Linked DNA regions of Homo sapiens: regions 1 and 2 are each linked to region 3. Evidence: chromatin loops called from intact Hi-C (ENCODE). Cell type or tissue: K562. All regions are shown on one strand.

Region 1 (2,500 bases), 340 kb after region 3:
CCAAGCCTTCAGTAAAAGCTGTAGCTCATGTGACAAGAAAGCATAGAAAGGCCGGGCACGGTGGCTCACACCTGTAATCCCAGCACTTTCACTTTGGGAGGCTGAGGCGGGTGGGTCACCTGAGGTCAGGAGTTTGAGACCAGCCTGGCCAACATGGTGAAACCGCATCTCCATTAAAAATACGAAAAAGCCGGGCGTTGTGGCTCACGCCTGTAATCCCAGCACTTTGGGAGGCCAAGGTGGGTGGATCACGAGGTCAAAAGTTCAAGACCAGCCTGATCAACATGGTGAAACCCCATCTCTACCAGAAATACAAAAATTAGCCGGGTGTGGTGGCGGGTGTCTGTAGTCCCAGCTACTCGGGAGGCTGAGACAGGAGAATCGCTTGAACCTGGGAGGCAGAGGTTACAGTGAGCTGAGATCACGTCACTGCACTCCAGTCTGGGTGACAGAAAAAGACTGTCTCATTAAAAAAAAAAAAGAAAGAAAGAAAAGAAAGAAAAAAGAAAGCATAGAAAGAGGGCTTTTTTTTTTTTTTTTTCTAGGATGGGCACAGAGCAGAGGGACATCACCGGGAAGTGAGAGGCAGGGACTCAGGAGGTCAACACTGCAGGACTGGGGCCAGGGGCACTGGAAAGCCCTCTAGAATCCTGGAAGCAGTGAGGAGAATGTCCGGGGCCCGACTGCCATGGGCTAGGAGTAGGAGGAGACTCGATTTAGAGCTCGAAGGCTAGGGCCACCCAAGCTGTGCAACTGGGCCCAGCCTGGGCAGCTGTCATGCTCGGGCACTTTGTCCCTATCCAGCCTTACCTCATGGCCAGACCAGCATAAAAAACAGGCCTGCGGGGAGGGCCTGGCGGGACTGAGTCTTGTCAAGGAGTAATCTGGGGCTGCACACAGCTGGCCCTGGCTGTGGTGTGATAAAGGACTCGCCCCAGCCAGGGGCTCAGCCCACTGCCCCTCCCCAGGTAGACACTGCCACCTTCTGGCTGTTCGTCAACTGGCTGCCGGCCCCCGCCTCCTCCACACCTCCTTCAAGACAGGCTTTCTCCTCACCAAGAAACAGAATTGTGGAGGTTTCCTTTACCTGCTTACAATCCTGTCTTCCCGGGCTCCCATAAGGTCACTTGAATTAGAGTCTGGGTGATCCCAACCTTTAAAAACAACTTTACAAAACAATCTTTTGAGAGTACCTCTAAAGTGTTCTCGTTTTTTTTAAAAAAATGGGTAACAACGGTAACTATGGGAGGTGATGAGTGTGTCAATCAGCTTGATTGTCATAATCATCTCACGTGTCCATATACCAAGTCATCACGTTGTATGCTTTTAATATGTATACTTTTATTTGTCAATTGTATTTCAACAAAGCAGAAAAAAACCACTCTAGTCTTTTGGTCTCCTCCCACTGATGGCTTCCCACAACTGTCGCTGCCTCATTTTTCAGTTGATTGGGGGCAGGGCCCCACGGTGTGGTGTCACCGTCACTGGTATAAAGGCATTTGAGGCTACAGACACTGTTCCTGGTCGTTCCTCCTTGGTTTTTGTTGTTTTGTTTGCTGGTTGGTGGGGTGTTTTTCTTTTTGTCTTTTTTTTTTTTTTTGAGACGGAGCCTTGCTCTGTCACCCAGGCTGCAGTGCAATGGTGTGATCTCAGCTCACTGCAACCTCTGCCTCCCTAGTTCAAGAGATTCTCCTGCCTCAGTCTCCCAAGTAGCTGGGATTACAGGCACCCACCACCACACCCGGCTAATTTTTGTATTTTTAGTAGAGACTGAGTTTCACCATGTTGGCCAGACTGGTCTAGAACTCTTGACCTTGTGATCTGCCCACCTCAGCCTCCCAAAGTGCCGGGATTACAGGTGTGAGCCGCGGCGCCCAGCCGGTGGGGTGTTTTTTGCTGGGATTCCCCGGGCCTCTCCACTACTGTGCTCTGCGCCGGCGGGTTTGCCGGGATCCCCGTAACCAGCTTCTTGAGTTTATCAAGGTGTTTGTCTCCCTCCACAGCAACAGTTTGTTAATTTTCTCTCTCTCCTTACCTGAATATGGGGAAATGCTTTCCTGCCTTTCCTCCTGAGAATCACTCTATCCTGGCCAAAAACCCTTTGTTTTGGTCTCTCCAAGTCAGTGCTGAAACCCAAGCTTTCTCCACCAAAGGGAGTCCCAGCTCTTCACCTCCCAAATCTTCCCGTTCCCAAGTCCCAAACAGGGAAGAGAGCTCGGGCAACTGTGGAGATTGGAGTCTTGCCTTAGACTCCAAGGACCAGGCCCTTGTCCAGGGAAGCCCTTGGTCCTGTGGAATCTGCAGGGGTGGGGGTGGGGAGACTGCTGGAGAGACCTCTGGGTGACACGTTCCCCCCGACACAATGGAAACTCACATGGTCCAGCTGTCCATCCTCCACGGGCTCCACTCCCCACCCGTCCCTGGCTTGCAGATCCTCTTAACACGGCATGTTTCCTTCCCTCCCCTCCACAGAGTTGGCTGACTCATTAGGCACTTCCCA
Region 2 (2,500 bases), 210 kb before region 3:
ACACTGTATTATTCCAACAATATGGCATTCTGGAAAAGACAAAACTGTGGAGATGGTAAAAAGATCAGTGGTTGCCAGGGGCTGAGGGCAGGAAGGGATGAATAGGCAGAGAATAGAGGAGTTTTAGGGCAGTGAAAATACTCTGTATGATACTATAATGGTGGACACATGTCCTATATATTTTTCCATTTGTCCATAGATTGTACAACAACAAGAATGAACCTTAATATAAACTATACACTTTGAGTGATGATGTGTCAATGTAGGTTCATCAGTTGTAATAAATGTAGCACTCTGGTGGGGGATGTTGTTAATGGGGGGGATTGTGCATGTGTTGGGGGGGCATATGAGATATCTCAGTGCCTTCCTCTTAATTTTGCTATGAACCTAAAACTGCTCTCAAAAAAATAAAGTCTGGCCGGGTACAGTGGCTCACACCTGTAATCTCAGCACTTTGGGAAGCCAAGGCAGGTGGATCACCTGAGGTCAGGAGTTCGAGATCAGCCTGGCTGACATGATGAAACCCTGTCTCTACTAAAATTACAAAAATTAGCTGGGTGTGGTGGCGCGCGCCTGTTATCCCAGGTACTCGGAAGGCTGAGGCAGGAGAATCGCTTGAACCCAGGAGGCGGAGCTTGCAGTGAGCCGAGATTGCACCACTGCACTCCAGCCTGGGTGACAGAGTGAGACTCTATCTCAAAAAAAATAATAAAATAAAATAAAGTCTTTAAAAAAATAATCTTTGGCTACTTCAGCCATTTTCTCCCTTCTCAGGCCATGGCTTTGGTTTCATCCTCAACCTCCAACTAGGTTCCTCTGACAACTTTTTTTTTTTTTTTAACATTTCTCTGCTCCAAAACCAGACCCCAAATTCAGGGAGGAAATTATGTAGAGGCTGATGGTCTTACACCCAGATCACCTGTGGTTTTCCCCAAATGGCCACTTGATGGCACTCAAGAATCTTCTTCTTGTTCACATGATTCCTGGAATGGCTCATGTGAAATAAAGGGGGTATGATGAATGAAGGACTTTTGATAAAAGTCATTAGATGCTATGGATATGTTCCAGTGTGTTCCATTGTAGACCACAGTACTATCATGTCTGCCTTTTTTTTTTTTTTTTTGGTAGAGATGGGGGTCTCACTATGTTGCCCTGGCTGGTCTTGAACTCTTGGGCTCAAGCAGTCCTTTTGCCTCAGCCTCCCAAAGTGTTGGGATTATAGGTATGAGCCACTGCACCTGGCCTGTCTCTGCCATTTTTTGACAGATAATGGAACGGCATGATTCACAACAGTATTATTCTGTTAATTTCATCCAGATGAAAAAATACTGATCACATAAATAGAAATATATGTTTAGAGATGTGTAGAACTATCACCATATACAAAATATACTACACTGTCATCATCAAAGAGTTGTTAAAAGTTTTCCTACTCAAATTTGAAATATCTGCCAGGCATGGTGGCTCACACCTGTAATTCCAGCAATTTGGGAGGCTGAGGCAAGCAGATAACTGGAGCTCAGCAGTTCGAGACCAGCCTTGGCAACATAGCAAAACCGCGTCTCTACTAAAAAATTAAAAAATTAGCCGGGCATGGTGGCGTGCACCTGTAATACCAGCTACTCAAGAGACTGAGGTGGGAGGATGGCTTGAGCCCGGGAGGTTGAGGTTGCAATGAGTCAGGATCGTGCCACTCACTCCAGCCTGGGCAACAGAGCAAGAGTCTATCTCTAAAAAAAAAAAAAAGAAGAAGAGGTCGGGCGTGGTGGCTCACGCCTGTAATCCCAGCACTTTGGGAGGCCAAAGCATGTGGATCACTTGAGGTCAGGAGTTCTAGACTAGCCTGGCCAACATGGTAAAATCCCGTCTCTTCTAAAAATACAAAAATTAGCTGGGCGTGGTGGCAGGCACCTGTAATCCCAGCGGGGCCGAGGCAGGAGAATCACTTGAACCCGGGAGGTGGAGGTTGCAGTGAGCCGAGATCGCACCATTGCACTCCAGCCTGGGGGACAAGAGCGAGACTTCGTCTCAAAAAAAAAAAAAAAAAGAGAGAAATATCCTTGTCCTTTAATACAATGAGACACAAACCTCATAGGTCAAATGGGAAAGGAAGTCTGTGAAGGCTTTCAGATGCAACAAGACTTTGACTACTGACTTTCACTATAGAATCAGCGGGTGGGGGGGTATAAAATGACAAAATAGAATTTCAGAAACTAAATTGGTCAAGATGTGTGCAGAAACCTGATTCAAATGGCCTAGATAGTTCCCAGAGTTCTTGCAAGTATAAGATGCACAGCTGTCAAAGAGACATTCTCATCTTGAAATATTAATGGGTTGGCCCATGACACGTCCCTCTATACTCCCAGGGGAACCCACTTAAAAGCAATAATATATTAAATGATATCCTCCTAAATTAGTACAAAGCATTCTATAAAAAGCGTGTCAAGGCCTTCTTTTCACATGTCCTACCGTGGCAGATGCTGTTGGTGCTTCACCTGTA
Region 3 (2,500 bases):
TTAACTACTATCTATTTCATAAGTGTTAACTACTATCTATTTCATATGAAAATTCTCTTCAAAGTAAATGGATCATCTTCTGGAATCCTGGGCACATCAAACACGTCTTCTACATATGGCAGTCCGGGGAAAGTGAGAGGTGGTTTTTAATCTTATTTTTCCCCTCAACAATAAAAATACATCCACAGACTCTCTTAAGCACTTGTGCCTTTCCCCTTACCTGAATTTCTGGTAGGACTGGGAAAGATATTCATTAATGATGCTTAAGTGGGCATTATCTCCCAGAAACATCTTATTGGAAGCAGCATGCTGAAGCATTTTTGCAATGGAGCCCAGATTTCGGCGTTGGTCTGTGGTAAGCTGGCCTCCTGCTGACAGGTCAATGATGTCAAAGGCATCAGGAGCAACAATGGCTGGATTCATGTATCGATAATAAAGCAAGTTACCAATAATCTGGAACAGACGAAACAGAAAGATGGGTATTAAAAGACATACCACCAAGGAAGCTATAAATGACTTTGCTAGCAAAGAAAAGCAGAAAATGCAGTCCTATGAGGAAAAAATAAATAAAAAATACATATACACACGCATGCATGCACATATACACACTCTCTCTCATGGCCTGGAACTAAATGAAATATCCCTTTGTTCAATACAGGAAAACAATGAGAACAGAACTGAAAACTACTGCCAGTAGTTAATGAAAGAGCAGATTCAGAAGGTAAAAATGACACACTTAAAGTCTGTTATTAAGTATTTCAGGGCATCTTTTGTTCACATATCATGGTAGCAAATAAGGCTGCTGTCACCCACATGCACTTTGTACTTTCATGTAGATGGGCTTTCCTTATAAAAAGCTAACAAACATAGCTAAATTCCTTAACATGACCCAATCAGCATAGAGTAACCCCACCTCCCAACATTCTCATGCTGCAGACTTCAAAGGCCAAGTTCATGCCTCTGAAATTAAATTCACTTAACACACATCTCTTCCACAGAAGAATTCAGGGGCAGTCACAGCATTTCCCCTAGAGTTTCATTCAGAAGAAATAAAATTAATTCACCTGAACAGAAAGTCTAGAATCGAGGCCTCACTGTAGGAAAGCACAGAACTAGGAGAGAGAAGAAAAAAGCATTCAGATTAAAAAAAAAAAGAAAAGAGAAGAGCATAGCTGAGTAAGAAAGAGTTATCAGCAACAGCCTTAGCAGAAACAACTGTGCCTGCTACTATTCGCCAGGTCACCAGCAGAGGGAACAATACTACAGCGAAAAGATAGGACTCAAAGAAACTCATCTGAAAACAGGAAAAATCCATCTTTCTACTTGTTTGATGTTTGTGTGCCAAACTATAGGAAGTGTTTCATCCTAAGAGAGGTACCATTTACCAATTACAATTGCTTTCAAAAGCTCACAATCAATGGTAAGCTACTGCCAGAACCTACACTTAGGCAGTTAGTAATGATCTATGGTCAGCCCTGGTTTTATTGCTTTGTCCTCAAAGGGCAGGAGTCTGCCGGCTATGAGATTCTTACCTTCAGCAGCTCATCCTCACCAGCATCAGGGAACTTCTCATGCAACGAGTCCTTCAGCACTTTGGCAATGAAGCGCATCCCATAACTGCGGGATGGACAAAACTTAGTGAGAAGGGCCAAGGAGCAGAAAGGCACTTAGTGCTGGGTTCTACTGGGGGTCATGACAACTGATGGCACTCACGGGATTTTGTCCACAGAGCTGACAATGGCTGAGAGAAACTTGTCTGTCACAGCCCGCATGTTCCTGATGGAGCTGTCTAGCCGTGTCTTCACTTCTTCATGAGCTAGCGCCTGCTCAGGGGTCACATCATAGGGCAGTTTGCTGGGAAGACAGAAATTATACCCAACTATGTTAGACTAACAGCCAGGAACAGCCTGAAGCAAGTGTCTTATCTTTCATAAACTATAAGACCCAGAAATATTAGATAGCTTAAGCTCATCCTCACGGGGCTGGTAAGTGATAAGTCTAGAATCTGAACGCAGGTTTTTAACTGTGAATCAGGTGCCTGAATTGTGTGCCAGGCACAATAACAGGCACTTGGGAATAAAAGTTATACAAGACATGACACCTTCTCTTCAGTCTTTTACAGTCTGGTGGGAGCGACACACAAACAGATGATTATAAACCTATTGTGCTGTAAATCAGTTCACCAAAAGTGCCACAGGACCATAGGGAAAGGGCTTCAACTCAGAATGGAAAAAGCAAGGAAAGCTTCCAAAACGAAGGGATGCTTGAACTCAGGAAAAAAGGAGAGGAAGAGTCTTCTAGGAAGGAAGGGGAGACAGGAGAAATGACAGTGGAAAAGCAGACAGGGAGCAGGCCATGACAGACCCCGTATATGATACTGACAAATCTGGACTTTGTTAGAAACCAGAAGGAGGTCTTCAAGGATAGGAGTGCTATGCCAGGCACAGCAGCACATGCTAGCATTCCCAGCTACTAGGAAGGCTGAGGTGGGAGGACTGCT

Evidence for each region. Hi-C counts contacts between places; a loop is a spot of excess contacts. Peaks named below come from ENCODE experiments on the same cell type or tissue, not always from the same donor. Only the 100,000 strongest peaks of a DNase experiment are listed, where the experiment ranks them.
Region 1: a loop joins it to region 3, with 14 times the contacts of the local background. A loop is called at or near these places in 3 of 110 quality-filtered maps.
Region 2: a loop joins it to region 3, with 2.5 times the contacts of the local background. A loop is called at or near these places in 5 of 110 quality-filtered maps.

Annotation. Positions count from the first base shown.
Region 1 is chr15:90,141,808-90,144,307 of GRCh38, reverse strand. No RefSeq gene overlaps it. Among named protein-coding and RNA genes, the nearest start is that of IDH2, 41 kb to the right of the region's middle. RefSeq lists enhancers at 233-767, 2,317-2,500. In K562, a CTCF peak has its summit at 977 (motif pointing left); DNase peaks (open chromatin) are centred at 917, 1,457 and 2,427; H3K4me3 peaks cover 280 bases.
Region 2 is chr15:90,692,310-90,694,809 of GRCh38, reverse strand. All of the region lies in intron 2 of CRTC3-AS1 (CRTC3 antisense RNA 1), which reads left to right. Among named protein-coding and RNA genes, the nearest start is that of CRTC3-AS1, 24 kb to the left of the region's middle. In K562, a CTCF peak has its summit at 943 (motif pointing right); a DNase peak (open chromatin) is centred at 929.
Region 3 is chr15:90,481,314-90,483,813 of GRCh38, reverse strand. IQGAP1 (IQ motif containing GTPase activating protein 1) reads right to left here. Exons shown (of 38, transcript NM_003870.4): 27 at 1,714-1,854; 28 at 1,533-1,617; 29 at 221-453. Among named protein-coding and RNA genes, the nearest start is that of CRTC3, 47 kb to the left of the region's middle. In K562, a CTCF peak has its summit at 1,238 (motif pointing right); a DNase peak (open chromatin) is centred at 1,233.